Linked DNA regions of Homo sapiens: all the other regions are linked to region 2. A link is an interaction called in ENCODE POLR2A ChIA-PET data of the cell type or tissue named here. Cell type or tissue: HepG2. All regions are shown on one strand. Each heading gives the region's core, and the rest is flanking DNA. Links, peaks and the distances in the headings are about the cores only.

Region 1 (6,090 bases), core at 958-4,957, 85 kb before region 2:
CAGTGGTGCAATCTCGGCTCACTGCAACCTCCGCCTCCTGGGTTCAAGCGACTCCCCTGCCTCAGCCTCCCGAGTAGCTGGGACTACAGGCATGAGCCACCACACCTGGCCCTTTTTTAAATAAATAAAAAATAAACAAATAGTGCTGGGCGCAGTGGCTCACGCCTGTAATCCCAGCAGTTTGGGAGTCTGAGGTGGGTGGATTACCTGAGGTCGGGAGTTGGAGACCAGCCTGACCAACATGGTGAAACTCATCTCTACTAAAAAAATACAAACAAAATTAGCCAGGCGTGGTGGCTCGTGCCTGTAATCCCAACTACTCAGGAGGCTGAGGCAGGAGAATTGCTTGAGCCTGGGAGACAGAGGTTGCAGTTAGCCAAGATAGTGCCACCGCACTCCAGCCTGGCCGACAGAGTGAGACTCTGTCTAAAAAAATAATAAATAAATAAATAAATAAATAAATAAATAAATAAAGTATCTTGGATATTACATAGGTCAGCTTCATTCTTTTTAATGGCTGCACTGTTCCACTGTACAGATGCCCCCGATGTGTTTAACCAATTCCATATTCATGTACATTGAGGCGATTTCCTGACGTGTTTTATCAGTCCACTTGTCTTGTGTTACAAATGATGCCTTTGTTTGCTTGTTTCTTTGTTTGAGACGGAATCTCACTCTGTTGCCCAGGCTGGAGTGCAGTGGTGTGATCTTGGCTCACTGCAACCTCTGCCTCCTGGGTTCAAGCGATTCTCCTGCCTCAGCCTCCCGAGTAGATGAGATTACAGGCGCGCGCTACCTTGCCCGGCTAATTTTTTCTATCTTTAGTAGAGACAGAGTTTTAGCATGTTGGCCAGGCTGATCTCGAAACTCTTGACCTCATGATCTGCCCGCCTCGGCCTCCCAAAGTGCTGGGATTACAGGCGTGAATCACTGCCCCCAGCTTGTATTTTTTTTTTTTTTTTAGTAGAGACAGGGTTTTACCATGTTGGCCAGGCTGGTCTCCAACTCCTGACCTCAGGTGATCGCCCACCTTGGCCTCCCAAAGTGCCGGGATTACAGGCATGAGCCACCGCGCCCGGCCACAAATGATGCCTTAATGAACGTTCTGGGATCTATGTCTTTATGCATGTGTGCCGCAGTGTCTATAGGATAAATAGGAAGAATTCCTAGTTTTGAACTCCATTTTCTATCCCACACCCCTTTCCAGAGACCGCCGTGCTCTTCGCTGAAGACCTGTACTTGCTTCAGCCAACATCCGCCAGGTCATGCTGGTCTTTGCTTCTTCCTTCCTTCCTGGCAAGAAGACAAAACCAAAGGCACACAGAGCAGACAGCTCGCCTTCCTGTGCTTTTCCTGTGGACCTGTGGTTGCTCCTGGGCTGTCATAGCCTCTGTAGACTTCGGACCTACTTATTTATCTAGGCGTGCAGTGGCTGCTGCTCTGTCCTGTCTCCACTGCCTGCCTGCCTACTTGGGTGTCTGGCACCCCGGGCTCCTCCCTTCCTTCAAGGATGGCATGGGTCTTGGACTTGGATCCATGGAATCTGCTTGCTTTTCCTTATGCTGAAGGACTTCTCAGCCTGCCCTGTGTCTCCTGTGTTTGCGATGCTGGTTTTCTCCTTCCTAAAATAACTGACCCTCCCACCCATACCTCATGCTCCATCGTCAGCCACAGTCCAGAGGCTGCTTGAGCCCTCATAGCGCATTTACTCTGTCGACCGCTCTCGCCAATGTACCCTCCACCCTGCAGCTAGAGTAATCTTTCAAAAAGAAAATCAGGCCAGGCGCGGTGGCTCACGCTGTAATCCCAGCACTTCGGGAGGCCGAGGTGGGCGGATCACAAGGTCAGGAGATCGAAACCATCCTGGCTAACACAGTGAAACCCCGTCTCTACTAAAAATACAAAAAATTAGCTGGGTGTGGTGGTGGGCACCTGTAGTCCCAGCTACTCGGGAGGCTGAGGCAGGAGAATGGCGTGAACCCGGGAGACGGAGCTTGCAGTGAGCCGAGATCACGCCACTACACTGCAGCTTGGGTGACAGAGCGAGACTCCATCTCAAAAAAAAAGAAAAGAAAAAAAAAGAAAATCAGGCCAGTTGTGGTGGCTCACACCTGTAATCCCAGCACTTTGGGAGGCCGAGGCGGGCAGATCACAAGGTCAGGAGATCGAGACCATCCTGGCTAACACGGTGAAACCCCGTCTCTACTAAAAATACAAACAATTAGCCGGGTGTGGTGGCGGGCACCTGTAGTCCCAGCTACTCGGGAGGCTGAGGCAGAAGAATGGCGTGAACCCGGGAGACGGAGCTTGCAGTGAGCCGAGATCACGCCACTGCACTGCAGCTTGGGTGACAGAGCAAGACTCCATCTCAAAAAAAAAAAGAAAAAAAAAAGAAAAAAAAAAAGAAAATCAGGCCAGGCACGGTGGCTCACGCCTGTAATCCCAGCACTTTGGGAGGCTGAGGCAGGTGTATCACCTGAGGTCAGGAGTTTGAGCCCAGCCTGGCCAACAGGGAGAAACTCTGTCTCTACTAAAAGTACAAAAATTAGCTGGGCATGGTGGTGTGTGTGACTGTAGTCCCAGCTACTTGGGAAGCTGAAGCATGAAGAATGTCTTGAACCCGGGAGGTGGAGGTTGCAGTGAGCTGAGATCCTGCCACTGCACTCCATTCTGGGCAATAGTGTGAGACCCTGTCTCAAAATAAATAAATAAAAGAGAAAATCAGATCATGTTATTCTTTTTATTACTTCCGCCCACCCGTCCCCCACATCCCATCGCTGGGCCCAAGCAATGCTCCCACCTCCAGCTTCCAAAGTGCTGAAATGCAGGTGCGAGCCACCACGTGGGGCAGCTGTTTTCCTTCTAAAGATCCTCCTATGGCTGGCCTGTAACCATGCGTGTAATCCCAGCACTTTGGAAGGCTGAGGTGGGCGGATCACGAGGTCAGGAGATCAAGACCATCCTGGCTAACACAATGAAACTCTGTCTCTACTAGAAATACAAAAAATTACTCGGGGGTGGTGGCACGCACCTGTATTCCCAGCTGCTCGGGGGGCTGAGGCCGGAGAATCACTTGAAACCGGGAGGCGAAGGTTGCAGTGAGCCGAGATGGCGCATTGCACTCCAGCCTGGGCGACAGAGCGAGACTCCATCCAAAAAAAAAAAAAAAAAAAAATCTTCCTGTGGCTTCCAATGCACTTAGAAAAAAATCCAAACAATTCATCAAGGCCTGCCTCTCAGGCCCCTCCTCCAGCGCCCTCCCCACTTGGAGGCCTTCAGGCTGTCGCTCCCCAGGACAGGCTCCTCCCTGGGGCTGGGCATTTGCTGCATCCTTTGCTGGACAAATCCCCCACCTCCTCTTCCCCCGCCTTCAATCCCCCTCTACGAGTAGATGGGGCCACGTGGGCGCGGTGGCTCAGGCCTGTAATCCCAGCACTTTAGATCACACCACGCAATCCAGCCTGGGTGACAGAGCAAGACTCCATCTCATAAAAAAACAAACAACAACGAAAAACAAGTAGATGTGCCTCCCTCTTCCTCCATGGCCTTTATCAAACCTCCCCCCCGAAACAGAATGGATTTTCCTTGGAGAATGGCCTGCTCCTCATTATATAGTGTCAGCTAATGTGTCCCCTCTTCTAGAGGGTGTGACAAAACCAGGCCATTCAGACAACTCCCCTCTGGAATTTGACCCCAGAGTGCAGGTGGCATTAGAATTTACAACAGGCCAGCGCCATGGTTCCGGCCTGTAATCCCAGCACTTTGGGGATCTGAGGCAAGCAGATCACCTGAGATCAGGAGTTTGAGACCAGCCTGAAAATATAAAAATTAGCTGGGCCTGTAACCCCAGCACTTTGGGGATCTGAGGCAAGCAGATCACCTGAGGTCAGGAGTTTGAGACCAGCCTGAAAATACAAAAATTAGCTGGGCGTGGTGGCGCATACCTGTAATCCCAGCTATTTGGAAGCCTGAGGCATGAGAGTCGCTTGAACAGGGGAGGCGGATGTTGCAATGGGCCAAGATCTATCACTGCACTCCAGCCTGGGCAGCAGAGGGAGACTGCGTCTCAAAAAAAAAAAAAAAAAAAAAAAAAAGTTTACAGCAACAACAAAACCATTGGAACAGATTTATTTCAAAGGTGGTGCCCAGAAGAGACTTCCCTTGGACTGCTGCTCTTCGACGGCCCATCCCTCCTTGCCTCCACCTCCATACCCCTCCCCCTCACGCCTGCCCATCCCCCCATCTTCCATCACCCTTGCCTTCCATTCTACAGGCTTTCCGAGTCCTCCCGAGTCAGCCTCCCTTCTCATTCCCATAGCTGCCTTGATCTCTATTCTTTTCACTCAGAGAATCCTGCCTGACCGTCCCCTACCTCCTGGGGCCTGGACCTGTCTGTCTAGCCCTCCCCCCAACCCCCATTCACCTGGTGCCCAGTTCCAAGTCTGCACCCAGAAGCCCTGTATAAATATTTGATGAAAGAATAACAAAGGTTAATAAATCCCTGGCACTTTCTGAGTGGGGAAAGGCATAGAATAGGAATAGGAGTGAGATGTTTTGAGACAGGGACTCGATGGATTACTAACGAGCTGCATCATACGCCTTTGATTTTGTTGATGCCGCCTCCTTTGGAGCAGACATGTGGCTTTGAGGCAGTGTCCGGGCAGGACGAATGCAGCGTCTGTACTGTAAATTACTCAGTACCGAATATCCCACATCACTACCCTCATCACTGCGGCTTCTATCAGTGCTGAATACGTGGAATGTGTTTTTCTTTTGATGAAAAGGGAAGTTCTCTTGAGAAAGTGGGACAGTTACTCATCTATTCAACTTTCGAATAATTTCGTACATGCTGGTGACCAGATGTTTCATCTCTGATGTGTTGCTGAACTGATTCAGTCCCTTTTGTCAACACTGATCTTTTTGCTGCACTCCAGTGACCAATAGGAAGATATGGAAATGACGGTAGACTGCACTTCCTGGATAAAAAGCAAATATGCACATACAGGCGGGAACCGAAGTATCCATCCCCAGATTCCATAAGGGCCACAGGTGGCTTTGCCTGCGGCTGTTCACCATCACATCCCGGTGCCCAGCACCGTCGGAGTTCAATTAATGTATCAAATAACTGGATTTAGTTACTTACATTTTCATTAAAAAGCTAGTTTTGACACAAAGCAAATTCTTTTTTCCTTTGTTTCGAACTGAAGCTAGAACCCCAATAACAATAAAATCTCAAGGTTGAAAGACCATCTCCCCCAGGGCAGGGCGCTGTGGCTTACGCCTCTAATTCCAGCACTTTGGGATGCCAAGGCTGGCGGATGATTTGGGCCCAGGAGTTTGAGACCAGCCTGGGCAAGATGGTGAAACTCCATGTCTACCAAAAATACAAAAATTAGCCACTCTCATAACACAGTCTCAAAGTAAATAATAATAATAATAAACAAAAACAAAAAGATTATCTCTCCCAAGTGCCCATCTGAAGCTGAATTCCCTGTAGATCATTTTGGCCAGCTCTGCATCGCTCTGGATTTGGGCAAATTTTCCTTGTGTTAAGCCAAAAATCATACCGCAGGTACGGACAAAATAAGTCCACACTCTTTTGTGTGTGTGTGTGTGATGGAATTTTTGCTCTTGTTGCCCAGGCTGGAGTGCAATGGCGCAGTCTCAGCTCATTGCAACCTCTGCCTCCCAGGTTCAAGCAATTCTCCTGCCTCAGCCTCCCGAGTAGCTGGAATTACAGGCGCTGGCCACCACGCCTGGCTAATTTTTTGTGTTTTTAGTAGAGACGGGGTTTCGCCATCTTGGCCAGGCTGGTCTCAAACTCCTGGCCTCAGGTGATCCACCCGCCTTGGCCTCTTGAAGTGCTGGGATTATAGGTGTGAACCACCAAACCCGGCCGAGTCCACACTCTTACACATGGTCTCCCTGCAAGTATTTAGAGGCATCCTCTCCTTTTCTGCAGGATGCCCACCACCACCACACCCAGCTCTCACTCTAAGAAATCTCTCTCACACATTGTTTCAACCACTACCTCTAGCCCCATTCCCCAGAGACCCCCCTACCCTATTCTCTACAAAAGCAGGGCCCCCA
Region 2 (6,090 bases), core at 969-4,968:
ACCATTTCCTACATGATTTGGGGCAAGTTCCTTAAGTATCCCGAGTTTCGTATTCACACCAACATGACCAAGGACCAGGCAGTCTGCTTGGCTGTTGCAGGCCAGGTCTCATGTAGAGTGTCTTGGTGAGAACTCACAGGTCCCAGGGTCTAGTCAATGCACATTCACGAACTCCTTCTTCTTCTCCTTCTCCTTCTTCTCCTTCTCCACCTTCTCCTCCTTTTCTTCTTCCTTCTTTCTTCTTTCTCCTTCTCCTCCTCCTCCTTCTTTCTTCTTCCTCCTCCTCTTCCTCTTCCTTCTTCTTCTCCTTCTTCCTCCTCCTCTTCCTCTTCCTTCTTCTCCTTCTTCTTCCTCCTCCTCTTCCATCTTATTCTTCCTCTTCCTCCTCCTTCTTCTTCCTCCTCCTCCTCCTCCTTCTTTGTCTTCTTCCTCTTCTTCTTCTTCTTTTTTTTTTTTTTTTTTTTTTTAGATACAGGGTCTCACTATGTTGCCCAGGCTGGTCTTGAACTCCTGGCCTCAAGTGATCCTCCTGTCTCAGCCTTCCAAAATGCTGGGATTACAGGCATGAGCCACCGCACCCAGCCCAGAAACTCTTTTTCTAGATGGATTCACATTATTAATTGAGTAATAATTAATTACATATAATAAATTACAAATAACTTATTTGTTTTATCACATGAAACAAATGATAAATTATTAAAACAGAAGAAATATAACAATACAATTGCCAGTTGAATTGTTTTTACTCACACTGCCTCTGACAGCAAAGTGTGGTTTATTTTCCCATGTACCAACTGCGTCTCCAACTTTGCAACTCAGTCCTGACACTAACTTCCCAGGGTTAGCAGCAGACTTCACAGGTGATGGGCTCGGTCCTACGAGGCCACCCTCAGTCCAGACACTGGTCAAAAGTCCCAGGCCACCTGCACTTCTGACCGACTGACTGGAAATCGGGGGCTCCCATGAACCCCTGCTCAGGTTCAATGATTCGTTAGAATGTCTCACAGAAAGAGAAAGCCCTTTACTTAGCATTACTGGTTCATCGCTAAGGATTCAACACAGGCACAGCCAAATGGAAGAGACGCACAGAGGAAGGTGTGGGGAGGGGGTCTCAGAGCTCCCCGCCCAGCACCAACACCTGTTCACCAGCCCAGAAGCTTTAGGATTTTTATGCAGGTTCATTACACTTGCACGACTGCTCAAATCATTGGCCATTGGTGATTGGCCCAATGGTGGAGGGAGCAGTGAAAGCTCTAACCCTCTAATCCTGCCTTGGTCTTCCTGGTGGCCAGCCAGCCCCCAACCTGAAGCTCTGTAGGGGCACCCAGCCAACAGTCATCTCATTAGCACACAAAAAACACTCTTATCACGCTGACAATTTCAAGACCTCTAGGAGCTTGTGCTAGGAACACAAATAGAGACCAACTCTCTATTTCCCACAGTACCACACCAAGTATACCCAGAATTTGTGGGTGTGTGTTTTTTGTTTTTTGTTTTTTTCTGAGACGAAGTCTTGCTCTGTCGTCCAGGCTGGAGTGCAGTGGTGAGATCTTGGTTCACTGCAACCTCCGCCTCCCGGGTTCAAGTGATTCTCCTGCCTCAGCCTCCGGAGTAGCTGGGATTACAGGCGCCCGCCACCACGCACAGCTAATTTTTGTATTTTTAGTAGAGATGGGGTTTTGCCATGTTGGCCAGGCTGGTCTCGAACTCCTGGCCTCAAGTGATCCACCCACCTCAGCCTCCCAAAGTTCTGGGATTACAGGCATGAGCCACTGTGCCTGGCCAAGAATATGTGTCAACCAGTCACCACCTTGCCAATAAATTGGGGATTCCTAACCCAGTCATCCAACCAGAGGCTGCTCGGTTAATCTGAGAACAGCACAGGACTGGTAGAAAGGCATCCTGGAGCTGGGAAAACAGAGGGAAGCTCCCTCCACTAGAGAGAAACCTCTCCTCCAGAGAAGATTCCTCCATTATTCAACCCCCAGGGTTCAAAACAAAGTAAGTCTGCATTCACTGTGGTGGTTGGAAGGCCTGGGCATAAAGGATTGGGGCTGGGGGAAACTGAGGCTGTAAGGCGAACCAAGAGAAAGGCAAGGAGAAGCGGCCACTCCGAAGGCAGCAGGGACGCAAGTAGGAGTGACCAAGAAAATTAGCCAGGTGCTGTGGCGCACACCTGTGGTCCCAGCTACTGGGGAGGCTAAGGTGAGAGAATGGCCTGCGCCCAGGAGGTTGAGGCTGCAGTGTGCTGTGATTGTACCACAGCACTCCAGCCTGGGCAACAGGGTGAGACCCTGTCTCAAAAACAAAAACAAAAAAGGAGATGACCTAAAAGAGGAGCACTCCGTGGCTCCTCAGCCCTTGGAGAAGGAAGCTGCTTTGCTCTGCCGTGCTCCACCGGCCTCCTGCGTCCCCCTCCTCCCCTTCCTCCACCTCCAAACCACATTCCAAGAGAGGCGGGGACTGAAACCAATTGTTCCAGCCTGGGATTAGGCAAACGTGGGCCCTGTACCTTCAGCTCCGGTTCTTCAAGGACTTTCAGGAACCACAAAGCAGACATAGAGTGGAACACAAAAGAAGCGACTCATGAGTTAATTATGTGTAAATCCCATTGCAAAATCCATATTGTCTTAAACACTTTTTAAACTTCCCAAACATAGCAAATTCCACTGGGAAAAGCCAGGGTGGGCTCTTTAAAGATGGAGTGAGGGCCCTTGGATTCTTCCCAGAGCTGCCTAAGATGCAGATTTCTCCAAGGAAATTTTTTCCTAGGATTAGGATCAGAAAAACGGAGTGGTTTCCCCTTTTCTAATACGTATTGTATTATGTAATTAACTGCTTTTCCACTTTTTACTCTGTTCTCCTTTTTTAAACTTATTATTATTTCAAAAACATTTCTAGTTTTCAATAAATATATATGCATCTTTTCAAATTTCTGACTGTATATATAGCCTACAGCTTTCCTTTAAAAAAAATCTTCTTCCAAGATATAGTACAAAGAAATGGCTTCCTTCTTCATCTAAGAAAAGATTTTCGAAATCTAGATCTCAAAGAGCAAAAAGATCATCACATTCATTTTTATTTTTAGATAAAAATGCAATATATATTTTCACTTCTGACAACAGAATTATCTAGGATTTCACATGAACTTAGGTTTCATAAGATGTCACTTGTGTTTATCCGCTGCGCTTTGCCCGGGGCTGTCTGCCTTAAGATAGAGTGAGCTGCTCCAATAATAACTCCCTGAACACCTGAACACTGAGTCCATGGTGTAGACAGTCCTGTGAGCGCTACCTTAGCTGCCGCGGAGGCGCCGGCAAAAGCAGCTGCTCATCCGTCATTCCTGACAGCTCAGACCACGAGCTGCCTGGAGAGGCTCATGAACAAGTTCTTTGTCTTCAGGGGATGAAGAAAGTCCAGGCGTTTGTTTACTCTAGAGCTACCGGTCAGAAAGGGGTTTCAGCCTCGGAGTCTGCAACCTTTGTATAAAAGAACACAAAGTCAGTGATGGAAAATTAAGCTCTTTAGAAGGCTGATTTGGCTGGGCGCGGTGGCTTACACCTGTAAATCTGGCACTTTGGGAGACTGAGGCAGGAGGATCACTTGGGCCCAGGAGTTTGAGACCAGCCTGAGCAACATGGCAAAGCCCTGTCTCCACAAAAAATAAAAAATAAAAAATAAAAAAATAGCGGGGCAATGGTGTTGGGCACCTATAGTCCCAGCTACTCGGGAGGCTGAGGCAGGAGAATTGCTTGAGTCCAGGAGGTTGATGCTGCAGTAGTGAGCCATGATCGCACCACTGCACTCCAGCCCAGGGAATTGTGTGAGACTCTGTCTAAAAAAAAAAGGAAAGAAAAAGAAAAAAGAAGGCTGATTAATTAGCCTTAAACTCAGCTAAACTAGCGTCATCTTTACCACCCCTTAGCTGCAAAAAATGTTTCAAACCAAATGGCCCCCAGTGAGTGCACTCCTCAACCAGGCAAATAAAGGCACCCACCCACCCATCAGCCCAGGCCACAGAGCGCAAAGGCCGGGGACTTAGCAGCAGGAATCTGCTGGCACAACTGTCGCCATGGGCCTCTATCCGCTCTGGACACCCAGCACCTAGGCCAAGGCCAAGTGTTACAAGATTTGCCTTTTCCACTGAAGTGCAGAACGCTTTCCTGGTGGTTGTTTTGGGTGGCGGGGGGAGGGTGTTGAGAGGGTCAGGGGATCAGAATTTCCTGGTCCTTTTAACTATAAAAGATCTATAATGTTGTACATGTCTCTCTGCTTCTAGTTCAGCTAGCGTCATGCGAAATGGGGCTTTCTGCGTGACTGCACAAAAACCAGCAAGTCCAAACAGGAGGTGTCTTCCCAAGAGGTAGGCAGGTTGTGTGAGCAGGAGGGCCACCGTGAGAGGTGAATCCAGCTGGGCTTCTGGGTCAGGTGGGGGGACTTGGATAACTTTTCTGTCTAGCTAAAGGATTGTAAACACACCAATCAGAGCTCTGCGTCTGGCTAAAGGTTTGTAAACACACCAATCAGCACTCTGTAAAAACGCACCAGTCAGCGCTCTGTGTCTAGCTAAAGGTTTGTAAATGCACCAATCAGCACTCAGTAAAAACGGACCAATCAGCACTCTGTAAAATGGACCAATCAGTGCTCTGAAAAGTGGACCAATCAGCAGGATGTGGGTGGGACCAAATAAGGGAATAAAAGCTGGCCACCTGAGCCAGCAGCGGTAATCTCCGCCAGTCGTCTTCTAACTGTGGAAGTTTTGTTCTTTTGTTCTTAGCAATAAATTTTACTGCTGCTCAGTCTTTGGGTTTGTGCTACCTTTGTGAGATTAACAGTCACCATGAAGGTCTGCAGCTTCAGTCCTGAAGCCAGCAAGACCACGAATCCACCAGGAGGAACAGAGAACTCCACACACACCACCTTTAAGAGTTGTAACACTCACTGCAAAGGTCTGTGGCTTCACTCATGAAGTCAGTGAGACCACAAACCTACCAGAAGGAAGAAACTCTGAACACATCTCAACATCTGAAGGAACAAACTTCAGACACACCATCTTTAGAACTGTACCACTCACTGTGAGGGTCCGCGGCTTCATTTTTGAAGTCAGCGAGACCAAGAACCAACCAGAAGGAACCAATTCTGGGCACAACTGGGCTCCCGGTTTGTGGACAGCCATGTCATCTCCTCCTTTGGGGTAGTGTCCCCAACATGATGATCCATGCCCCTGATTTGGCCTGACGCAGGGCAGTAATTGTGCACTAGTAGCGGGGTCAGGTATATCAATTAACCGACATCAATGCGAGTCCTAGAGCCAGCTCTGGTGTTTACTAGCCATGTACCCATGAGCAAACCATTGACGTTTGTCGGAGCCTCTTCAACTGTAAAAAAGAGACTCCCTGACTTCAAAGTCCCCTCAATTCTAACGTGTGGTTTCATGGTTTCCTTTGCTAATGTACGAAAAAGAACAAGATGATTATATCTTAAAGTTATAAAATCTATCATAATAAGCACACTACTTATGCAGTGATCTTTGAAAGCAGCCCTTTTTTTTTTTTTTTGAGATGGAGTCTTGCTCTGTCGCCCAGGCTGGAGTGCAGTGGGGTGATCTCGGCTCACTGCAACCTCCACCTTCCGAGTTCAAGTGATTCTCCTGCCTCAGCCTCCAGAGTAGCTGGAGTTAAAGGCACGTGCCACCATGCCTGGCTAATTTTTTTGTATTTTCAGTAGAAACGGGGTCTCACCATGTTGGCCAGGCTGGTCTCGAACACCTGATCTCAAGCCATCCTCCTTCCTTGGCCTCCCAAAATGCTTGGATTACAGGCATAAGCCACCACGCCTAGTCGGAAAGCAGCCCTTTAAGGGAAAAATGAACAAGTCAGGAGTATAGAAGCAGACAAAACACATCTGGCGCAGCCCTGACTCAGCTTTAAAGTTGAGGGGCAAATAGATATTCCTAAAATGAAACCGTAAGCACTGATCCTGAAGAAAGATATCTGCGTCCTCCAATCTGTGTGCAGCACAGAACCATCCTGATGAGCTACAATGTAGCAGCATCAGGCCTTCTTGGGTTTTTAAAACCTGGATTGATAC
Region 3 (6,090 bases), core at 1,233-5,232, 110 kb after region 2:
GGTGGATCACGAGGTCAAGTGATCGAGACCATCCTGGTCAACATGGTGAAACCCTGTCTCTACTAAAAATACAAAAATTAGCTGGGCATGGTGGCACACACCTGTAATCCCAGCTACTCAGGAGGCTGAGGCAGGAGAATCGCTTGAACCCAGGAGGCGGAGTTTGCAGTAAGCCAAGATCCTGCCACTGCACTCCTGCCTGGTGATATCCATAGAAACCCTCCTGGTATGGAATACTTCAACACTGCAAGCAAAATATTTTTTAAATCTTTATAAAGGTATGACTGAACTGACAAAATAGTAAGTGAAATCCTCAGAGGCATGACAGAGAGAGAAAGCATGACACCAACTGGGCAAGAAAATGATGAAGTTGGCATCTTCCCTGAGGGCATCTGCCAATTCCCGATGGCCTAGAGCAGGAGTCAGCAAACTGTGGGCCACATCCAGCTTGTCACACATTGTTGTAAATAAAGTTTTATTGGAACACAACCACTCCTATTAATTTATGTATTGTCTATGGCTGCTTTCATATTACAACCACAGAGATGAGTAGTTGTGAGAGAAACCATATGGCCCACAAAGCCTACAACGTTTACATCTGGCCCCTGACAGAAAAAGTTTGCTGATGCTTAGCCTTGAGTTTTAGTAGGTTGAGTTTGTGGGATTTGGGAGACAAAGCCTGGGACCTAATCGAGTGGGATGCCAAAAGAAAGGCTGCATAAAGTTGGGACCCTAGAAAATGTTTGCCCTGAAGAAGGGGATAGAGGGAATACTTGCTTACTCATGTCTTGGCTGTGATAGAAAGAAAAAAGTTTCCCTGAGAATTCTTCACCAAAAGTTCATCCTTACACAGTAATGAGATATCTGGGCCAGGCGCAGTGGTTCACACCTATAATTCCAGCACTTTGGGAGGCCAAGGCAGGTGGATCACCTAAGGTCAGGAGTTTGAGACCAGCCTGGCCAACACGGTGAAACCCCGTCTCTATTAAAAGTACAAAAAATTGCCCAGGCATGGTGGTGAGCACCTGTAATTCCAGCTACTCAGGAGGCTGAGGCAGGAAAATCGCTTGAACCCAGGAGGCGGAGGTTGCAGTGAGCCAAGATCACGCCACTGCACTCAAGCCTGGGCAACAACAGCAAAACTCGAACTCAAAAAACAGAGAGAGAGAGAGAGAGAGAGAGAGAGAGAGAGAGAGAGAGAGATACCTGTGTGCTGGCCCAAAAAACACTTCTAGCCAAAAATTTAGTTTATTGAAGTGATCTGGCTAAAAGTGGCTCTAGGTGTCTAGCATAAACCAACTCCAATCCTTGACTTCTCACAAATAAAGTCCCAAAGAATATAAGCTTTGAATCAAAAAGCACAAAACGCATGAGGAAACACTGCTGAGAATGACGTTTACTGAAAGTAAAACTAAGCAGAATAAACAAACTGCCTAAGTAAACCCACAAAGACCTCAGATGTTGGAATTATTAGATAACAAATATAAAATATAAGGTTTACTATAAAGGCTACACATGGACATACAGAGGGGAATAATAGACACTGGAGACTCCAAAGATAAGAAGACGAGAGGGGTGGGTGAGGGATAAAAAATTACCTAATGATAATTTTCACTATTTACCTATTGGTACAATATTTTACTCTTCAGGTGATGGGTACACTAAAAGCCCAGACATCACTGTTACACAATATATCCATGTAAGAAAGCTGCTCTTGTACCCCTTAATCTATAAAAATAAAAAATTTTGTTTACAGTAATTAAAGAAATAAAGTATCAGAGAAGGAAAAAATTATCAAAAATAATCAAGATGTATTTGATTATTTTTGATATGTGATTATTTTTAGGTGCATTTGAAAAAAATACATCTAAAAATGACAAATATAATAACTCACATTATAAAGCCAATTGATGTTAAGTAGCAGATATAGCTGAAGAGAGCAATAGCAAACTGGAAAATAGATTTGAAGAAACTATACAAAATGTAGCACAAAAAGAGAAAGAAATAGAAAATACAAAAGAGTTAAAAGACACCAAGGACAGAGTAAAAAGATCTAATACTTATCTAATCAAAGTTATAGCAGGAGAAAAAAGAAAGGGAAAGAAACAACGAAACTCCGTCTCTACTAAAAATATAAAAATTAGCTGGGCGTGGTGGTGGTGCACACTTGTAGTCCCAGCTTCTAGGGAGGCTGAGGCAGGAGAATCACTTGAACCCAGGAGGCAGAGGTTGCAGTGAGCCAAGATCTCGCCACTGCACTCCAGCCTGGTGACAGAGCAAGACTCCATCTCAAAAAAAAACAAAACAAACAAAAAAAAAAAACAGAAGTTTAAATTCTGGACAAAAACATGAAAATTGGGAGGTGGAAGAACATGAAAATTAGGAGGCAGTGATGTGAATTAACATGTTCTTAAGTGTTTCTTGTATTTTTCAGGAGAGTAAAGATACTAGCTTTAGACTTTGCTATGTTAAGCATTTCACAATTTCTAGGTAACCACCAAAAAAGAGAAATAGAGGGTATAACTTCCAAATTGGGAGCATGAGATGAGAAAAAAATGCAACGAGTAAAGAAAAGATGCAAGAAATGAGAAAGAAAAACCCTTAAAATCAAGACAAATAGACAGTTCAAAATAGCATGGTATAAATGATTGAAATTATCAGTAAAATATATCAGTAATCATAATAATTATAAGTGAACTACACTCACCAATGGAAGACAAAGATTTTTTTAATCCAGCTCTGCGCTGTTTATAAAACAGACCAAAAACTTAAGGACACCCAAAGAGTAAAAAGAAAATTTTAGAAAAAAATACACCAAAGTACTAACCAAAAGAAAGCCATTGTGACTCCAGAAATATCAAACAGGCCAGGCGTGGTCTCTCACGCCTATAATCCCATCACTTTGGGAGGCTGAGGCAAGCAGATCACTCAAGACCAGGAGTTTGAGACCAGCCTGGCCAACATGGCAAAACTCTGTCTCTACTAAAAATACAAAAAATTAGCTGGGCATGGTGGCACACACCTGTAATCCCAGATACTCAGATGGCTGAGACACAAGAATCGCTTAAACCCAGGAGGTATAGGTTACAGTGAGCTAAGATCATGCCACTGCAGTCCAGCCTAAGCCACAGAGTGAGACTTTGTCCCAAAACAAAACAAGACAAAACAAAAAAAGAAAGAAAGAAAGTAAAGAAAAGAAGTATCAAACAAAATAGACTTTAATGCAAAAATTATTACTAGAGATAGAGGCTTACTACAAATTAACAAAATGTTGGATTTATCAGACAGATTTAACAATTCTAAACATGTATGCTCTGAATAATATAGCCTCAAAATATCAAAGTAGAAACATCAACAAAACTACTAGGAAAATGGAGTGAGGAAGGATAAACTAACAACAGAGAGAACAAAAGGAAGTTTCCATGATGAGCTACCCAGATCCCCAATGAGTTATGAAAAGCCTTATTCCTCAAGCTCCTGGGAATGCTGCCAGAACATGGCCCTTAGCTGTCAACCCTGTTTGGAGAGTGACTCAGCTGAAGAAAACTGCCTTTTCCAAGCTTACTCTTCCTTCCAAAGGCAAGCCATATCAATGACTGACCAATAAGAGTTAGAGGAAAAAAGGTCCAGCTCTCTTGCCCAAGTTAGGACAACTCCAAAGGGTCAATCCTGTTCCAGAGCTTTGCATGTAGTTAGCTAAGGCCTATGTCGTACATGGATCACAACTTAACTTCTCCCTCTGCCCAATTCTTTTTCCTCACCCTTCCTTCAACACTCTAATAAATGTCCTCCATGTTCATCTCCATCTCAAAGACTGCTTGCCAAGAAGCCAGTCTGCAACAAATATCCAGGAGAGATGCACTGGTAAGAAATTAAAAATATGGGATTAAAGGCCAGGAGAAAAAAAAAAAAGGGACTACAGGCCAGGAGAGAAAATGGGACTACAATTAGATTTTGGTGTAATTTACATAGACATCATAATAAAAGCTCAGGAATAGAATGAGATGACTAAACTAAGGAATAAGTAAAGAAAGCCTCGAAGACGCCAACATCTAAGCATACAAGGAAGAGAAGAATAAATGACCGAGCAGGACTGAGGAGAGGTATCAAAAGGTGTGACGTGTAGTGTTACCGAGGTCAAAGAACAGAAAACTTTAAGAAATTTGTAAGTGAACAGAGTCAAATGCTGTACATAAGAAAATGGCTGTTGTGGACACTTGATGTATGCTGACAATATCCATTTCCTTTTTTTCCTAGTCCATTCTTCAGTCTTACTCTGGGAAGCTATCACCTCCTCTACTCTTAGTCCTCCTCTACTCTTGGTCCTCCTCTGCACTTGAGCCTCAGATGGATTTGATTCTCCCCCCATGGTTCCAAATGAGGTCCCACATTCAGGCTTGGCCAATTGGAACATTGCACTCCCCTGGCCTTCAGTTTCGATTTGTGAGAATCAGGCCCAGGGTTTTTGTTCAAACTATTAAATAAGTTGTTTTTAAAATTTTTAATTAGATGATCCCAGGGTTTGCTGGCAGCCATCATGCCACCAAGGAACCTCAAAATGAAGTCAACACAAACATGGATAAAGCCAAAAGTTAGAGAAAGTCTTGCCCTGCATGATGTCATCTGAACATGTGAACAAAGCAATGTGTGCAGCGACATCCTAGTCTTCTCCAGTACTGATCCACTGAATTCCTTTTTTTATTTATCCAATTTGAGTTGGGTTTCCTGTCACTAAAAAAAAGTCCTAACTGATAACATGAGGATAGATATTCCATACTCAATTTTGTATTCTACTTTTTAAAAAAACTTTTATTTTAGGTTCGGGGTACATGTGCAGGTTTGTGTTATAGGTAAACTTATGTCACAGAAATTTGTTGTACAGATTGTTTTGTCAGCCAGGTACTGTGTTTGACTTTTTTCACTGAACATGATCATGAAAGAATTTGTGGTGGTTAAAAGGAAACTAACTGCCTAGGTTGGAATCTAGTTCCTAGCTGTGTGACTTTGAGCACATGACCTAACCTCACCTTGTAAACTGGGTACAACGATAGGATGTACCTCGTAGGGTTGTTGTGAAAGTTAAGTTAATATATGTCAAGCCTTAGAACAGTATCTAGTTCTTAGTAAATGCCACAAAAGTGTTAGCTATTATTAGGCATTATTCTCAATTACAAAATGTTCATAATCATATTACTCCTAATTATAAAATTCTCATTAGCATATGAATAGTCTGTATTTTACTTGGCCAGTTGTCCTACTACCAGGCCAGTTTTTCACTCTTATGAATAACACCATATTGAACCTCTTTGGGTATAAAGCTTTCTGTATTGTGATTACTTCCTCAGTTTTTTGCTGTTTTTGAGATGGAGTCTCACTCTGTCGCCCAGGCTGAGTGCAGCAGCGGGATCTCTGCTCACTGCAACCTACACCTCCCAGGTTCAAGCGATTCTTGTGCCTCGGCCTCCTGAGTAGGGATTACAGGCACAAGCCATCATGTCCAGCTAATTTTTGTATTTTTAGTAGATATGGGGTTTCACCATGTTGGCCAGGTTGGTTTTGAACTCCTGACCTCAAGTGATTCACCTGCCTCAGCCTCCCAAAGTGCTGGGATTACAGGCGTGAGCCACTGTGCCTGGCCTATTTCCTTAGAGTGCTGGTAAAAATACTGGTTCAAAGAGTTTATTTGATTCTCGAAAAATTTTAAGGAGGTAGAATCTACAGCCTTGGTCTGATGAGGCTTCTTTTCCATTTTTATATCAATTAGGCTGTTTGTATCCACCTGAATTTTCCATCCTATAGTTTAAGCTTATGGCCAAGACAGTCAACAGTGGTGCTGTGTGCTATAAGAGATACAAAAGAAATCATAATCTTCACTAGGATCATATACTCTAATGAGACAGGACAAATGCATATAAAGAATTAAAGAAAACTTCAAATAGAAGCAAAGTTCAAATGACTAGAAATTTTTCTGGATTTTACTTTGAAAAAGTAGAAACCATTAGAAATATATGTAGTAAGATACTCAGTAAATGTTTGTTGAATGAATGTAATGGTTACCATGGATGTCCTGGGGTACCTTCTGATGCCTCA
Region 4 (6,090 bases), core at 1,017-5,016, 57 kb before region 2:
ATGCCTCCTGCAGCAGCCAGTGTTTCCCAAACTTACTGGTCATGGGAATAACCCAAGGCACTGGATAGATAAAATAAAAATTCAGATTCCTTGACCCCACCTCTGTGGACTCTGATTCCGGAGGTCTGAGTGGTGGTGTTGGGGTAGGGGTGAGGGTGCCCCAGTTGTCTGTATAATTGACAAGCGGGAGAGTCTGCAGAGAAACTGGGCTGGAATCAGTCATGGACTGCCCTGCCATCAGGCTTTTGCAGACAATGCAGTTCCCTTTTTCTGGAATTTGCATGCACTCACCCTACCCCCTCCATGGATAAGTTCCTCCTTGTCCTTCAGTGTCCTGTTCAACACCTAGGACAAATTTCTGTGTCAAAGAATTTCTATGTCAAGGAATAGGCCAATTTTTCAACTTTTGATGGATGTTGGCAAATTGTCTTCCAAAATGTCTACCGTGTCTACCGGTTTACACTTCCACCTTTTTGCTTTCCTAAAACATTTTTTCCCTATTACAAAAATATTGTATATTAAGTGTAGACAGTTTAGAGAATACAGATATGTAAAGGGAATGTGGGCGGGTGTGGTGGCTCAAGCCTGTAATCTCAGCACTTTGGGAGACCGAGGTGGGTGGATCACCTGAGGTCAGGAGTTCAAGACCAGCCTGGCCAACATGGTGAAACCCCGTCTCTACTAAAAATATAAAAATTAGCCTGGCGTGGTGGCGTGTGCCTGTAATCCCAGCTCCTCGGGAGGCTAAGGCAGGAGAATTGCTTGAACCTGGGAGGTGGAGGTAGCAGTGAGCCGAGATGGCACCACTGCACTCCAGCCTGGACAACAGAGTGAGATTCCGTCTTAAAAAATAAAAGAAAAGAAAATAAAATAAAGGTAATGTGAGGAGACTACAGTCCCAGCAAACAGTTTTGTAACCCTCAATTAGGTGAATTCTTCCCATATTTTGTGTCTGCAGATGCACTTGGAAGTTTGACTTCAACTCGAGTCCCAGATTCACCTCTTACTAACCCCATGGCCTTGGACAAGTTACTTAATGTTTCTGAGTGTCCGTTTTCTCATCTATAAACTGAAGATGACGGTAGCACCACGTCAAAGGCTGTCACAAGATGCATGGCATTTAGCCAGTGCCTGGAATGTGACGAACTCTCAGGGCACTCTTCTATGACGTTGTTTGCGCCTTGCTTTCTTACTCCAGCAATACGTACAAACATCTTCCTTTTGTAGCAAAGGGACACTCCTAGCCTCAGTCTTTTATAGGAACCTCGGGTCTATAGCTCCAATCCTAGACCATCAGTACCACCAGTGGTGTTTTGTTGGTGTCAGATTTTCACCTGGTCCCACTCAGCCTAGCTACAAGTTCCTCCTCCCCCACCTGCCTGCCCCCATCTTAGTCACGTCATCTGTTCTCTGAGGCCTCCCGACAGAAGCCACCAGAATACCTCCCTCTCCCTCCACAGTTAACTGGGTTTCAAGCAGTTCTGTTATTTCACTCTAAAGGGAGAGAATGGAATCAGACAGACCTCCCTTTTTGTCCTGGCCCTGTTGCTTACACAGTGTGTGACAGTGAACAGCTATCTCTGTTCCCTGAGCCTCAGTTTCTTCATCTGTAAGATGGAGTGATAGCTGACCTGCCACGTAGGGCTGCGGTTCTGATGGCGAAATGAGACGGCTCGCGTAAGTGTGCAGCACCGTGCAATCAGAGGGTCAGTGCTCCACACACACAACTGCGATTGCACCACTGCTGTGTGATCCCCATCTCGCTTGCTCTAGCCCTGGCTGTCATTGCAGCCCTGTTTGCAGCACTGACATGGCCTCCTAACATGTCCCCACCTTCAATCTTTCCCAGGACAAATTTCAGTGTGTCACCAGGATGACTTTCCCAAGGCATATCTGCAGCAGGTCACTCTCTGCTCAAGACTTAGATGGCTACAGTCCCCCTACCATTGAACACCTAGAGGTGTCCCAGCCCCAGCATGGCTTCCACAGGCCCCGTGGCTCTGGATGCAGAGTCCGTTTCCAGCCTGAGATGGAGCTGTGCTCAGCACTTTCCCATCCCTCTTTGTGAGTGCCCACCACCTGCACGGAGACTGTTTCTTATTATCCCAGCAGCCCCCGCCGGGCTCAGACATCCCTCCTGGAGCTTGTATTTCCAGGTCCCCTCTGGGTCCCGCTCCCCTGAGCAAACACTTGGTGCACTGTCCACTGCCCACGCATCCTGCTCCACAGGGCTCTGTCTCCACCATGACCCTGCAGCCTCTTGAGAACAGATGCCCGTTCTGTTCACTTTTGCATCCTCTCTGCACCCCCAGCTTCCCTCTGCAAGCTTGAAATGTTTGTTCACTCTCTTGCTAATAAATAACATTTTTTCCCAGGTTTAGATGTATAAAAGTTGATCCACAGGCCAAAGGGTTTACACAGATCATTTACCTTTCCTGTGACTTATTCCAAGATGACAAGGACAAGGAATTTTAAAAACTGCAATGCCCATCACTAGAACTGACGTAGCCATAGACGCCTCTGACACATGTGTTAGGAAACACACCTATATTGAATGTCACATGCCTCTTTTTTGTGATTATGAGATGCGCATAGAACACATATACGTGGTTCTTATCTGTGGAAAGGCAGGAGACTAACCACAACGGTGTGTGCCCTCTCTCCCTCGGGGGCAGGAGAATCGTGCCCTAGCACACGGAGAGGGTGGGGTTCAAACGTGCACACTTGCTTTTCTTTCCTAAAGCCATGTATCGAGACTATTTGTTTAGTCCTGTTCTGAAAGATGATGCAACATGACTCGAAAGGAAGTGGGCAGTTGCCTTGCTGCCGCGAGGTAAGGAATGTCACGTCGCTCAAATGTGCTTCGCATTCCCAGAAATATGCCGCAGCTGAAAGGGAGGAGATGACTCAATGTTCCCCTAACTTTCGACATATCCACCACAGAGCCCGACCAGCGCTAAAGAGGGCAGGCTGGCAGAAAGTCCAGCGAGCGTGAGGGGCCAACACAGCGCTCCCCGCCTCCCCCGGAGGCCGCTATGGCATTTGGGGTGCAGAGCCCAACCGAGTCAACCTGGTGTGATTTTTTTTTTTCCAAGCTGGAATAACAGGGCCGTAGGTCCACATTGTGTTCGTGTGTTCTTAGGTAGCAGATGTCTGTAGAGGGGTACTTAGGGGAGGAAATGAGGGTGGAGGTGGCCTGCCCAAACTCTGCGAGTTTTCTAGCCATGGTTCTGATAATTAGCTTTGCGCAAGTGGGGGCCTTTGTCCTTAGAACGGGCTCTTTTAATATCACTCCTCCCTTCCTTTTTTTTTTTTTTTGAGACCGAGTTTCGCTCTTGTTGCCCAGGCTGAAGTGCAGTGGCATGATCTCAGCTTACCGCAACCTCTGCCTCCTGGGTTCAAGCGATTCTCCTGCCTCAGCCTTCCTGAGTAGCTGGGATGTTCCAGAGGGTAGCCACCTGTTCCTCCCCAGGCAGAGGAGCCTGGTAGCTCCACGACCCATCAAGAGTCGATCTCAGCATCTCCCAAACTCACTATCGCTGAAACGATCTCTGCTCCAGGACTCAATGCTTTTTGGGGATGTGGCAACTAAATTGGTAAAGAGACCTGCTCCCTGCACCGCCTGCGTGGGTGCTGGGTGCTGGGTGCTGGGTGCATAAAGCCCTTGCAGGTGATCACGAGGCAGTGGAGTGGAGCACCCGAGGCTGCTCCACCTGGGCTGGCTCCAAGCTCCCCATTTTCTGGGAGTCAGAATCGGAGCCTGGTATGCAGTCTCTCCCTCCGGGCTTCACTCTTTGCATCCGAAGACCAGGAATGATAACAGCACCTGCCTCAGGGTTGTGGTCAGGACAAAATAACTGCATGGTTTTGTGAAGTGCCTAGAAGGGTGCTGGATGCCATGATTCTTTTTTTTTTGAGATGGAGTCTCGCTCTGTTGGCCTGGCTGGAGTGCAGTAGCGTGATCTCGGTTCACTGCCTCCGCCTCCCGGGTTCACGCCATTCTCCTGCCTCAGCCTTCCGAGTAGCTGGAACTACAGGCTCTTGCCACCATGCCTGACTACTTTTTGTATTTTTAGTAGAGAAAGGAGCCTCACCATGTTGGCCAGGTTGGTCTCGAACTCCTGACCTTGTGATCTGCCCACTTCAGCCTCCCAGAGCGCTGGGATTACAGGTGTGAGCCACCGCGCCCGGCCTCATGATTCTTGATAAATGAATTAACACCAAGGTCGCCTCCCCAGGGAATATTCACTACCAGCTGGTGCCTTCACATGTGGGGTTCGCCGTCTCATGGCTTCATGAGCTTGAGTCTTGCCCCACGGTTTCTCTAAGGGTTAAATCCATGACCTCCACCAAAACTGAGCGTGAGATACTTACTGAGTCCAGCGAAGAGCAGAGACCACAGTCAAATTAAGAGAAACAGACTCAGAAGGCACGGGAAGGAACGTCGATGCTATCAGAAAAGCCAGATTCCACATAAATCCTCCTATTTACAAATGAAAGATTCAGATGACGGGGGAAGGGGCTGCTTGCAGACTCTTTCCCACATCTCTCGGCACAGTGCCCATCTTAAGGGGGAAATCAACGTTAAGAAATGACATTGGTCGGGCACGGTGGCTCACACTTGTAATCTCAGCCCTTTGGGAGGCGGAGGCGGGCAGATTGCTGAGCCTGGGGGGTTCGAGACCAATCTGAGCAATAAAGTGAAACCCCATCTCTACAAAAAATATAAAAATTAGCTGAGTGTGGTGGTGTGCACCTGTAGTCCCAGCTACCGAGGAGGCTGAGGTGGGGGGACCACCTGAGCCCAGGAGGTCAAGGCTGCATTGAGCCGTGATGTCACCACTGCACTCCAGCCTGGGTGACAGACCTAGGTGAAGACCTTAGCTCAAATAAAAATAAAAATAAAAAGAGAAAGGATAAAAAAGATATTTTTCACCCTCTAACCTGAGAATTCTTCCAGATACAACTGAGATAGGTCCACCCCCAAATTCCTCCGCCACCCAGGGCACGCGGCAGTCGGGACTGGAGAGGCTCCCTCAGCGGAGGCTACAGCCAAACATGAAGCTTGCATTCTTTTTTTCTTTCTTCTTTCTTTTCTTTCCTTTTTTCTGTTTCTTTCTGGTAGAGACAGGGATTCACCATGTTGCTCAAGCTGGTTGCCAACTCCTGGGCTCAAGGGAACTGCCCACCTTGGCCTCCCAAAGTGTTAGAATTACAGGTGTGGGCCACTGTGCCCAGCCCTGAAGCTTGCATTCTCCCTGGTCTTCGAGTCTCTGTTACCTCTGGAGCCATCGCAGACATCCAAGCGGCTGCTCACCTCTGGCCAGGCTTCCCCGGCCTATGGCCAATGTGGAAGCTCAGACCCTTGCCCTCAGATGGGCCCGCCCAGGGGGTTTAATTCTCTGCAATTGCCCTCTTGGACTTCTTTTTTTTGAGACGGAGTGTTGCTCTGTCACCCAGGCTGGAGGGCAGTGGCTCGATCTCGGCTCACTGCAACCTCCGCCTCCTGGGTTCAAGCGATTCTCCTGCCTCAGCCTACTGAATAGCTGGGATCACAGGTGTGTGCCACCATGCCCGGCTAATTCCTGTATTTTAGTAGAGAAGGGATTTCACCATGTTGGCTAGTCTGGTCTCGAACTCCTGACCTCATGTGATTCGCCCACCTCGGCCTCCCAAAGTGCTGGAGTTACAGGTGTGAGCCACGCGCTCGGCCCCTCTTGGATTTCTTAATACTTTTCTTTCTGACTTTGTGGTTTGTAAATGAAATCCAGTGGGACAAAGGATCTGCTGGCAGGAGGGCACGGACTGTGGGGATCAAGGACAGTTAGGGTTTCAGGGTTGGGACTCAAGCACCCTGCCCCTGGGCACCTGAGTCTGTGAGACTCCCAGAGATGTCTTTGAGAACCCCCCGTCCCAGGGAGCACACCATTCAATCACAAATAAAAACCACTGTGACAGGTGAAGGGAGGAAAGGAAAAAGCTTTTCTCCTGCTTTTGGAACCAGGAGTCCCGTGTTGTCGTGTTGCACGGGACCTGGCAGTGACATCGCTGGCTCTGCCTCTGGCCCCAACACATCCTCCAGTGTGTGTC
Region 5 (6,090 bases), core at 1,076-5,075, 60 kb after region 2:
TTTTTATCCATTTGTCAAAATCCATAGAATGTACAACACCAAGAGTGAACTCTAATGTAAACTGTGGACTTCGGGTGATACTGATGTGCCAATGCGAGTTAATCAATTGCAGCAAATTTATCACTACGGTACAGCACACTGGCAGTGGGGAGTCTGTGCCTGCGTGGGCAGGGAGTATATGGGAACTCTCCATTCAATTTTGCTGTGAACCTAAAACTGCTCTAAAAAACAAAGCCTATTTTAAGAAGCAATAAGATCTCAGGCCTTTCAGAATGCCAGATTAATGTTTAAATGTTAAAAATGAAATACTCATTGCTGCTACTAAAATTACCTTAGTTTCTCTAATCCTCTAAGTTTTCAAGTGTGCCTTTTAAAAAAAACCCTTAAGCTTTAATAAGCTTTACCAGATGACAGTAAAATTACTTAGATTAAGCCTCCATGATTTTAGAAATGAAGCATTTTGAGGACTCAATCCAGTTCCTGGGAGATGAGTCAGCTAGTTAATTAATATGATCTTAAGGAAAAATGACCCGTCTTACTTCTCACTGACTGCATACCCTGCTGAGACTATATTAAGATTAGCATTACGAGTGCTGCACAGCTGCCTCTCCTATGAGTTCAACAGGAGCTTGGTAAATAATATCAGAACTGAGTCATTTATGGTTGAATGACACAGAATGAAAAATAAGTGCCTTTCAGGCAGTTCCTGTTGCCTAATATGGACTGAGAAGTAGACACTTTAACTAAAGAGCCCCACCTGTGCCCCAAATGAACCTTTCCCTATAAGGATGTTGATCTAATTTCCTGATCAAAAAAGGAATCCAAAAACGCTGTCAATGATCTGTCTGGGCCTGAACGAGGGCCTATTTTCTCTTCTCAAAGGCCTCGTGCATGGAAGTCTACCGAATTTCTTCCTTGAATAGTTGAGGGTGTTTTGTTGTAAAGATTTCCAGTTAAAGTGGCTCTTTCATCCTAGGGAGAGATCAGAATATCCAGCAGTCCTGCAGGTGGCTAGAGTTTATTGCATTGGGAAGCAGAAACAAGATAACTAAAAACAGAGAATCTGTATTTAAAACTTAGAAAACAGGACTGGTATTTTTATAAGATTTTTTTTTCATTACAACTATCCATTCTTCTGTGAATTAAAAGCCCAGGACACTGATGGCTCGTGGAATTGATGTCACTAGTCCCTAGGCCTTCTTACCTGATAGTAACAGTAAAATGGATATATAACATCGTTTTTCTTCATGGAGCAGAAAAAACTGAGGTTAAATGAAAGCTTTCAGGCGACTGAATTAAACTTGAAAAGCTATAAGGAAAGGGAGCCCTTTTCTAAGGAAGTGACAACAAATTCATAAACTGAATGACTCATAAACTGCTTTCAAATTGCAAAACTGATTATGAATCACTGAAGAAAAACGTAGTCTCACAAAATCTGGTTGTTTAGGAATCAAAAAAGGTAGCCTCTGCTGTTCATTGGCATATTGTCATTCACCATCCTGAAATAACCTTATGGTGAGTGATACTAAAATAGGTCAGTTTGTTAGAAATATTTGCTTAAAAGCCAGATTTGGCTCTAAATTTCTTTTGAATGAATCATAAGAATCTGGATGATAAAAAGAATTACGCTTAGAGAAATGTGCTAGAAACAGGCATTGGTTAAAGATATGGACGTTTCTTTTAGTAGAAACCTGTGTATTTCTGAATCCTTGAAAGAAGGATTGTGGTTGAATAACAATCTGATAAAGGATGAAGTGACCTTCACCATCCGGCCTGCCGATAAAGAGCGGGGAGATGTTCCAAAGTAATCCCACAAGGAGATTCATGATCTAAAAACCATTACCAATAGGTGGTATCTGTATTTCTCTGTTTAAGACTGGAAACTAACGGGTAACTCAAGAATGCTTCCAAGAAACGGTGGAGAATGTCCACTCAAAGATTTTAATCATTAACTTCAGAGCGACTCTAGGCTAACGCCCAGGTCCAGGAATAAGGGACAGAGGCCAATAGTAACACAGATTTTATATTTTTCAACTGGAAAGCTTGGAGATAGTACAGGTAGATACAAATAATATTGGAGTGTTGGAAATTTTCTTCATGTTCATGTAAGGATAGTTTTACTATCAGTTCTTAGGAAATTGGAATATAAATAAACAATAACAATTTATCTAGACCATGTAAACATTATGGATTTTTCAATTTGCCCTGAAAATCTCAGATTTGCTTGATAGATTTCATGTGGTAGCCTCATTAGACCCCAAAGTGGGAGTGGTGTATAAGAAGGGATTCTGAAACCTAAAGTCCTTCAGCGCTGAAGTCTATCTGGCAGGAGAATTTTAAGTTTCCTTGACTTCAGGGGTTAGGTAGGTTTTTTCCATAGGCATAGAGATGAGTCAATTTTAGGTGTTTTTTCCTCATGGGGCAGCTTTGATAGAGTGGAAGGCAGAGAATTTATGACTAGAAGACCTGGGGTTTTGATCCCTGTTCTGCCACTTACTAGTAGGAGGTTGGGGAGGTTATTTGACCTCTCCAAGACTCAGTTTCCTCATCTGTAAAATGGGGGTGATAAAACGATCTCACAAAGTTGTTGCGGTCACGGAATAAGGTAAGGTATGTGAGGGCATGTTATAGGAACCTCGTGAATGTTTAGCCGATATGAATCTTAGCAACTGGGAATCATTATTTTATGTTTCTAGTATCTGATAGTTAAAGTATTTTAAAAATCACAATTTTTTAGAGAAAATAAATAATTTCACCATTGTTACCAAGGATACTGGTCTCCAATACTGCATCTGTGAAGACTGCTTCCCACATCCACAAACAATGAAAAATCCTCATCTCCAGATCCTCCCATTTATCTTAGTAACTGTCTAATGTAAATCCAAAAGAGCAGAAACTATGTCTTCTTTGCACTTAAGACAATCTCCTCACCATAGTAAATACTCAACAAATACTTGAGACGTGTGTTTACAACAAGGCATTTTAAGGGATTCCAGTGTTTTTCTGCCTTCTTCACTTCGGCTCATTCCCTTGTGGAAAACATCGCTTGTGCTGACCAGAGGATGAGCTCTTGGCCCCTTCTGATTCACAGCCTTTTCCTGTGAACCACGGCTCTCAGCGCTAAAAGCAGGATGTCACGCTCATATTTGTTTTGCTTCTCCCCTCTCACCAGGAGTTTAAACCGACTTAGATTAAGAAACTCGAATCTCCGCCATGCTTTTTGATCTTTGGTTAAAGTTCAACGTGACAAGCACATTTGCTGCCCATGGGCACTTTGCCCTCTGATGTGGAGGAGCTCACCATGTCTCAGCAAGAAACACACAACACAACACACCTCACATTTGGGGATGGACGCGTCTCCCTAGGAGCCCTTGATGGCTCTGAAAGTTTGGTATCCAAACTTTTGGATTCCTTTCAAAGAAAAAAATCATCATGAAAGCTCTGCCAAGATTTGAAAAGTGAAGTGGATGGAGTGACTTCATCTTTGAATGCAAGAGGCAGATCACTGGGTGGAGTTAATAAGGGCAGAGGTGAGTCATGGAGTCCTGAGATGCAAATATAATTACAGCTCATTTAGAAATGAGCACGTATGTACATGACCTTTATTCTCCACCAAAGCTGCACGAGTGCTCACTTCCATGCTGACATGGACAGCCCGTGGAAATAAGGCCAAGCAGCAGGAACCAGACATCTGACCGTGTTGACGGAGATTAGATGGCTCCGAGTGGATGAGGCGTTGAGAAACCCTAGCTGCCATTTATCAGTTACATACCTGAAGAGTTCAAGATACGCAACTGGCAGGAGGGACCAGTTGGTCTCCACCATGCTGATGGTTAGAGTCTATAATGATTTGCCAGACTGAGGTTGCATCTCCCAGCTTCCCTGTTCCATGCCTCCACTTCCAGCCTCACGCTGACCCTGCAGCTTCCCTCTTCCTTCCCTTCAATAATCCCTGATATTTAGATTTTGCTTTTATGGCTCTTCAGGGTTTATACTGCTCAAACCGTGTTCATTTGCTTCCTTTGAAATGACATCTTCACCTGCCTCTCCTGTCATTTTCCCATCCATCCTGGTTCCTCACCTCTAACTTGCACTATCTCAAGAGTCTCCTCGTTTCTTGTCTCGTTTGCCCTTTGGTTTATCCTAGACCTCACTGCCAGATTTGTTGCCCCAAAATGCCCGTTGCTCAGAAATCTTTGATACTTTTCCACCACCTGCAGACTCCGCAACCTGACATTCAGACGTAAAACCTGCCCAATTCTACATCGTCAGAACTCTCTCCTGCTCCGGTCTACCTGATGGCCCCCCTGTAACACACCCATACCGTGTTCAGGGCTGGCTCTTGGCTCGTAATGTCTCCTCAGTCTCCTCTGTGTCAAATGAATGACCTGGCCTCCAAAGTCCAGTCCAGGTGGAGCCTCCCTGTGAGGCCTCACCAACAGTCTCCTAGCTTCTTATCCCCTCAATGTGAATGCACGGCTGCCTCCTGCTCAGATGCCAGTTCCTCCACAAAGCATCCCTATTCCTCCCAGCTGGAAGGGACCCCCGCCCCCTGACCTCTGCCACTTTCATGAATGCCCATGACACATATCACAAACTGCCTGATTGTATAGTTATTTCCCTGTTAGATTATAAACTCACTGGTGATAGGAGCCGTGTCTTACTCATCTTTTTATACCTTGCAGCGCCCAACACAGTATATTATCAAAAACTATCTGTTGGATGAATAAACAAAGCACTTAAAGCAACAGACTTTTTGTTTTTTTTTTTTTTTGGAGACAGAGTCTGCTCTGTCACTCAGGCTGGAGTGCAGGGGCGCGATCATAGTTCACTGCAGCCTCCACCTTCCAGGGTCAAGCACTCCTCCTGCCTCAGCCTCCTGAGTAGCTAGGACTAGAGGTGCATGCCACCATGCCCAGTTAACTTTGTTTTCTTCTTGGAAAAAAAAATATATTTTGTAGAGATGGGGTCTTGCCATGTTGCTCAGGCTGGTCTCAAATTCCTGGCCTCAAGCAATTCTCCATGGCCTCTCAAAGTGCTAGGATTACAGGCATGAGCCACCTCTCCTGGCTCGCAATAGACATCTTAACCCCAACTGATAGATGACCTTGAATGCTCTCTCCTTAGTCAATGACACGCTGTCATCCCAGTCTGATCAGCCTGTGTCTTTCAAAAGATCCACCACGGTCCACCTCATTATTCATCCAAAGTTGTGCCACTTTATGTGACACTTCAGTTTTGTTTGACAAATTAGTGTGTAATAAGGATAATAAATGTCACACATTTCAGTACACCTGTGATTACACATGGCAGACGTATCAGAGGTCAACCTCGCTAGCCTCTTGAACAGGCTGCTCAAAAATATAAAGTCTTTGAGTCAGCTGCAGCAGCTGAGTATGAACGGGGTGGAAAGACGGCACGTGCGGTCACACCAGATTCTGGGGCCAGTAAGTGATTTACGTTACACACACTCTCTTTTGTCCTCACCCTTCTAATATGCCCAACCTTTTACAAACAGCATGACGAAATCCCTGTTCACATCCATCAAAATGTCCTGAAATTAAATGTCATCCTCCTCACCACTCATGTCTTTCCAACTTCACGCCACCATCTCCTCCCGGTCGCCCACAGTTTTCCTGTCCATGAACCTTTTTTGGTGCTGAAATGCCATGTGTTTCTTTCAGTAGCGACACTAGTGTTGTCACTACCACAGTTGTCTGTCATGCCTATGTCAAAGACACTCAGAGTACTTTATGGCCCTCGGGTCATTACCATGTTATTAATTGACATAATAATTCCATAATGTAATTAACAAACATACTCTCCACGGAGGAAACTAAAGCTCAGAAAGATTAAGTAACCAGCCCCAGGATATTACAAGGTCAACATCAGGACCAAGACTGGAAATAAGGTCTTTTTTTTTTTTTTTTTTTCTGAGACAGAGTCTTGCTCTGTTGCCCAAGCTAAAGTCCAGTGAGTCAATCTTGGCTCACTACAACCTCCACCTCCTGGGTTCAAGTGATTCTCCTGCCTCAAGCCTCCCGAGTAGCTGTGACCACAGGCATGCGCCACCACCCCTGGCTGATTTTT

What was found. ChIA-PET counts read pairs that join two places held together with the same protein. Peaks named below come from ENCODE experiments on the same cell type or tissue, not always from the same donor. Only the 100,000 strongest peaks of a DNase experiment are listed, where the experiment ranks them.
Region 1: POLR2A ChIA-PET joins it to region 2 with 18 read pairs; 6 of 35 experiments call an interaction of 5 or more read pairs at or near these places.
Region 3: POLR2A ChIA-PET joins it to region 2 with 10 read pairs; 7 of 35 experiments call an interaction of 5 or more read pairs at or near these places.
Region 4: POLR2A ChIA-PET joins it to region 2 with 21 read pairs; 9 of 35 experiments call an interaction of 5 or more read pairs at or near these places.
Region 5: POLR2A ChIA-PET joins it to region 2 with 10 read pairs; 9 of 35 experiments call an interaction of 5 or more read pairs at or near these places.

What each region holds. Positions count from the first base shown.
Region 1 is chr1:8,237,065-8,243,154 of GRCh38, reverse strand. LOC105376695 (a long non-coding RNA gene) reads right to left here and starts at 3,197. Exons shown (of 3, transcript XR_946937.3): 1 at 3,032-3,197. RefSeq lists enhancers at 2,548-3,103, 3,104-3,660. In HepG2, for the core only: CTCF peaks have their summits at 2,844 and 4,045 (motif pointing right); DNase peaks (open chromatin) are centred at 1,354, 2,884, 3,304, 3,684 and 2 weaker places; H3K4me3 peaks cover 517 bases.
Region 2 is chr1:8,152,118-8,158,207 of GRCh38, reverse strand. No RefSeq gene overlaps it. Among named protein-coding and RNA genes, the nearest start is that of LINC01714, 54 kb to the left of the region's middle. In HepG2, for the core only: no CTCF peak of the experiment used is centred there; DNase peaks (open chromatin) are centred at 2,537 and 3,377; H3K4me3 peaks cover 688 bases.
Region 3 is chr1:8,038,210-8,044,299 of GRCh38, reverse strand. The region is part of intron 2 of ERRFI1-DT (ERRFI1 divergent transcript); the gene reads right to left. Among named protein-coding and RNA genes, the nearest start is that of ERRFI1-DT, 15 kb to the right of the region's middle. RefSeq lists a silencer at 3,397-3,691. In HepG2, for the core only: no CTCF peak of the experiment used is centred there; a DNase peak (open chromatin) is centred at 3,529.
Region 4 is chr1:8,208,880-8,214,969 of GRCh38, reverse strand. It overlaps LINC01714 (long intergenic non-protein coding RNA 1714), which reads right to left. Exons shown (of 4, transcript NR_125998.1): 2 at 4,375-4,483; 3 at 292-345. Among named protein-coding and RNA genes, the nearest start is that of LINC01714, 3.3 kb to the right of the region's middle. RefSeq lists enhancers at 2,707-3,001, 2,479-3,678. In HepG2, for the core only: a CTCF peak has its summit at 3,020; a DNase peak (open chromatin) is centred at 2,849.
Region 5 is chr1:8,092,144-8,098,233 of GRCh38, reverse strand. The region is part of intron 2 of ERRFI1-DT (ERRFI1 divergent transcript); the gene reads right to left. Among named protein-coding and RNA genes, the nearest start is that of ERRFI1-DT, 69 kb to the right of the region's middle. RefSeq lists enhancers at 939-988, 354-1,553, 2,566-3,765. In HepG2, for the core only: no CTCF peak of the experiment used is centred there; DNase peaks (open chromatin) are centred at 1,454, 1,922, 3,203 and 3,580; H3K4me3 peaks cover 1,704 bases.